Linked DNA regions of Homo sapiens: region 1 is linked to region 2. A link is an interaction called in ENCODE POLR2A ChIA-PET data of the cell type or tissue named here. Cell type or tissue: K562. All regions are shown on one strand.

The links. Peaks named below come from ENCODE experiments on the same cell type or tissue, not always from the same donor. Only the 100,000 strongest peaks of a DNase experiment are listed, where the experiment ranks them.
Region 1: POLR2A ChIA-PET joins it to region 2 with 7 read pairs; 14 of 35 experiments call an interaction of 5 or more read pairs at or near these places.

Annotation. Positions count from the first base shown.
Region 1 is chr17:17,350,937-17,353,436 of GRCh38, forward strand. No RefSeq gene overlaps it. Among named protein-coding and RNA genes, the nearest start is that of NT5M, 49 kb to the left of the region's middle. RefSeq lists enhancers at 495-1,074, 1,339-1,633. In K562, no CTCF peak of the experiment used is centred here; a DNase peak (open chromatin) is centred at 1,465.
Region 2 is chr17:17,507,769-17,510,268 of GRCh38, forward strand. It overlaps PEMT (phosphatidylethanolamine N-methyltransferase), which reads right to left. Exons shown (of 7, transcript NM_148172.3): 5 at 1,666-1,777. Among named protein-coding and RNA genes, the nearest start is that of RASD1, 13 kb to the left of the region's middle. In K562, a CTCF peak has its summit at 1,873; DNase peaks (open chromatin) are centred at 1,473 and 1,843.

The sequences.
Region 1 (2,500 bases), 160 kb before region 2:
CCACCCTGGGGACCCTGCTGAGGATGGGAACACTGCTCCTGGCCCTCAGACCTCTCTGGGGTTTGTGGTTCCCCGAGCCTGGGGTTCTGACCAGGGGTGGGCTGACCACAGGTCACCTTCTGAGGGACCCCTGGTATCTCCTGCATGGACTCCTCGAGTGCCTGAGCCCAGGGGGAGAGCAGCCTGGGCCTGTCCAGGGCTCACTGGCCCAGGTTCCCCACCCTAGGCCAGCTCTTCTTGACACATGTAGGCTGTGAGTCCTCACCCCGTGGGGTCGTCAGGCCAGATGAGGCCATGCATGTGAGGAAAGCTTCTGATCCTTCTCCAGTCCACGGCAGTGCCATTCCCACCTGTGGGGGGGAGGAGGCAGGCTCGGGAGGTGCAGTTACGTTCCCGAGGCCATGCGGCGTTCGACCTGGGTCAGCCTTGCTCAGTGTTTCTCAGGAGGCCCTCCTTTTGTCCACGTGGCCTTTTCCTCAGACGTTTTTGTGAAGGACGATGTGGCAGAGCCCTTCTGGCTGGGCCCTCTACCCGTCTCCACCCCAGAGGGCCCAGGGACTGCGCAAGCTGCTGATGGGGACCCCCACACTGAGCGGGGTGTCCCATGCCTAGGAAGGACAGATTCCTTGGCCAGCGTTGCTGAGCCTCTGTCCTGTCACTCACCCCCTTCCAGGCTCCGAGGGATGTGAGGACTTCAGACCACACACTTCCCAGGGCACATGTGTCGCTGGGGATCCCTCATCAGTCCATTTGCACCTGTGCTGTGGGGAGCCGGTCTCTGCTGCACTTGGGCAGCCCGCCCCGGCGGAGGGCAACCCCTTAATGAGCCTTAGCAGGTGGCATGTGGGCCAGCGTGTCCCAGCACGAGACGTTCTTGTGCTGGGTCCCTTCAGCTTTAGCCTCAGTGGGCAATTGGCCCAAGTCCCTGGCTGCTTCCCCACTGCAGCCCCTACCCAGCTTGGGTGGGGTCCTCACTGCCCACCCCGCCCCCCGCCACCTTGGCCCCCTTCCAGGTTCCAGACTTCCACTTGCGTGTGTCAGAAACGCAGCTCAAACCCACCCATGTGCACGTGCGCAAAGCTCGTTGGCCTGGGAGGCCCAGGGCACGCTCACCCCCAGGGGGTCACACAGTCTGACCAGGCTTTCGCGTCCTTCCTGCTCTCTCACTGCACTGTCCGCTTCTGCTTCCCAGCCTGTGGACGCTCCCTGGAGGGCAGAGCAGCTGGCACACCATGCCCATGCTCTGAGCGAGCAGCTGAGCTCTGGCCCACAGTGGTTGCAGATGATGTCGTAGAAAGGGCCCAGAAATAGCGAGGGGTGGTGGTGGCGGCAAACCTGGCAGCAGAGCCTGTGACAAGTGCAGTGACGCCTCACAGCGGGCTCAGGGGGTGGGTGGCCTGGTCTGAAGTCACCATAAGCAGAACAGGCTTCGCACCAGGACATCCGGGTCAATAACAGCCGGCCCCAGGCTGGCGATGACTCATGTTGGAGGGGCTATGGCCAGTGCCGTGGAGGACAGGCGTGGGAGCAGTCTCACCAGATTAAGTTTACTTCCAGCATTTGGGTCTAAACCCTCCAATGAACAGATGGGCTGGGGATGTGGCCTGTTTGCCGCAGGCGACAGAGGCTGCTGTGTGGCGAGTACTGCGGCAGGGCCTGCTCTGCGTCCCGTGCACCCTGGGGTGGCACTAATGGCACTTTTCAGCCCTCGGGTTCCATCACGTGGTCTTCTTACATGGGCTGCTGGGTGGTCACGGGGCGGGGGGTCACATGACTCTGTAAAATGTGTCCTCATTCACGAGGGGCCCAAATGCTGGGGAGGGAGGGAGGCCTGGGGCAGCCCAGCCAGGCAGGGAAGCTCGGCGGCAGGAGCCGCAGCCCAGGGCAGAGGAAGGGTGGCTGTCCCCCCAACTCCCTTCCCAACCCCCCTGCAGACCTCTATGCTCTGCTTCTATGCCTGAGCTTTAGTGGGGGTGTTTTTTTAAATTGCAAAATGGACATTTTAAGGGCATCTCTCTCTGAGTGTCCGGCATATAGATGCGGCTCAATGGATGGCAGCCGGGATGAGGATGACGAAGCAGAGATGAAGGGGGCACATGTGTGTGCACCATACACACACACCCGAAGTGGTGCGGACTGGAGCCCTCCAGGCTGGCCTCGGGCTTGAAGGCAGAAAGACCATGGGGTTTCTTTAGTTTTCTGGGTCAGGATTCCCCATTTGTTGGGACCACATCAAGCATCAATCTGACAATAGCTGTTTCCTTAGTGCTTACTGTGTCCCGCCACTGTGATCAGCACATTTCACAGCCACAGAACCACCCTCTGGAGCTGTTCCTGGTTAGGGATGGCACGAACCATCTCTGTGTGGCCAGGCCTGCTGGGGCTGCCCTAGGCGGTGGCCATGCTGGGGCTGCGCTTGTGGCCTCCTGGCACTGTCGTCTGGCCTGGCATTCTCTTGGGGCCCAGGTGTTCCTGGGTAAAGCAGGGCCTGGGGTCAGGA
Region 2 (2,500 bases):
GGGCCGTGGGAGGCCTGTGGGGGTCCCCGCTGTGTCAGCGTCTGGCCAGATAATGGCTCATCTCTAATGAGCTCCTGGACCATTGATGCCATCTCTCAGCACGCTGCATGGCTGATGTCCTCTGGAGGCGGCTTATGCGTCCCCCAGAGCCCTGGCCTGGCTGCCCCGAGCCCAAGGGTGACTCTCACTCCAGGGCACAAGACACTGCTGGGGACACTAAGCCACTGGGGAGGCACCGAAGGTTGGGGGGTTAGGGAGGGATTCGTGCAGGAGGGAACACTTGACGTTGGGTTTGGAAGGACTGACAAGGGGCATAAGTGGGAGGGTTCTAGGCGAGGGAACAGTGTGTGAGTGCATACATGCATGTGTTTGTGCACACAGAGGAGAGGGGGGAGCCAGGTGTGTTGGGAACCCTAAGCCTGCAGGGACGACCTGGGTGGGGGGGATTGTTTTGAGTTTGGGCTCATCCTGTGGCCCCAGTGGGGGTGCTCCATGGCCGGTGAGCCTGGGGGCACATAGTCTGGGCCTTAGCAGGCAGAGGGACCAGGCTAGAAGGCAGGTAGGACGTGTCCCTGGGGACTGCCTGGCCTGGACGTGGGGTGGGGGTAGGGTGGGTCCCAGCCAGACCCACAGCCCCCCTTCTAGCTTCTGCTGTCTCCAACCCCCGCTGCTACGGTCCCAACTGCTGAAGGTGGGAGCCAGGAGGCAACATCTTGCGCTTGACATTCACTGTTTACGATTCACTCCTTTGGGATCCTCAGGTCTTGTGGAGAACCTGTAAATTCTAGGCCAGTGGTTTTCAAGTGTTAAACAAAAGCAGTGGAACACTGTCTGCCAAAAAACCTTCTATGGAAGAAAATGGCTAAACTAGAACTGCTGGGGTGGGGGCTGGGTATGAAGCCGAGGGCAGCGCCCGCTGTGCCATCCTTGACCGCAGGTCCTCTGACCCGCCGGGGGAGCACATCTCCATACCTTGTCAGTACCCGTACCTGGCTGAGGCCGACAGCAGTTCTAGGCTTCCCTCATGGCACGGGGCCCCCTCTGTGGGAAGGGGTATCTGCCACATGGGCAGAGGCTATTGGGGCACAGGGAGTTCTGTCAGCTGCGGGTGAGCTGGGCCCTGGCGGCTCTGGCCAACCCCTCCTGCGGGGAAGATGGGTCGGGTGGTCCCAGCCCTGATGTCCCCGCACAAGGGTCCGCAAACTACGGCCTAGGGGCCAAGAACGCCTGTTACATTTTTAAACGGTTAAAAGCAAAAGGATCAAAAAGAATGTTTCATGACACGTGAAAAGAATCTGAAATTTAGGCTTCAGTGTCTGTAAGTGGAGCTGTGCTGGCGCCAAAGACGCGCATCCATTTTCCTGCGTCTGCAGCTGTTTTGTGTGGCAGGACCAGGGCTGAGCAGCTGTGACCTGCCTGCAGCCTTTGAGCCTCCACACTCCAGCCCTCTTTGGAGAAGCTGACCACCCTGTTCTGGGATGTTGTTTCTGTTACCATAGATAAGACGCTTCTGAGAAAGGGAGAACCAGGGCGCCTAGGCCCCCACAAATGACACGTTCTTCCTTTCTCTCTCTCCAGGGGCCCTGGCCCCCGCGTCCTGAGCTGCACCAGCTCCTCTCCGGGAGGTGGCCAGCAGGGCAGAGGGGTGGCAAGCCTGGTACTCACATGATGGCCCAGCCCAGGTAGTTGGCTGTGCTTCCCCAGTACATGGGGTTGTCCAGGATGTTGAAGGGGAACACGGTCACTCTCGCCTCCTTGAGGATCCCGAAGTAATCACCTGTGGATGAGGCAAGGCAGGGTCCCTCGGCTATTCATCAGCCCTGGCCACACCATCACTGAGGGAGGCCCCAGAGCGGGCTGTGGCGAGACCTGCAGGTGAGACAGGGCCCTGCCCTCCAGGAGACTTCAGAGAGTTCAACAATGGGCAGAGTCAGAGGGACCCAACAGGCACGCAGACAGCAGAGGGCGTGGGGCCTAAGGACTAAGGTGCTGAGCACCGCCCCTGCCCCACTGCTCCTCTTCTCGAGCACTCTGACCCAGCCATGCTGGCCTTCCTCTTCTTCCTGGCTCTGCACACGCTGTTCCCTCCCCTGCGATGCCTTTCCCTGCTCTCTGTACAGAGAGCGCCTTTCCTCCTCAGGCCCTTCGCCCTCTGCTCATGGCGCCTCTTTATGCAGACCCTTCCTCTTCCTGTCCTACCTCCCACTCTTCCTCGCTCTGGTGAGTTCCTCTCCCTCTAGGGGCCTCAGCTGGTTGCTAAGGGCTGCTCTGCTCCACACCCCAGGCTGTGTGGCTCTGGCACCAGGGCCTGGCCACAGCACGCCTCCCGTTGCTCTGGGAGGTCAGCTCTGGTATTGTTTTCTCACTCAGCTGCCCAGAGGAGCTAGACCCAGTGGAGAGAGGGTGACTATTGAACAGCCTGTTCCAGACAGGCCAGCCATGCACCCGTCAGCCGCACAGCCACAAGGCGTCCCCCGGCAGAGCTGCTCTGAGCCATAAG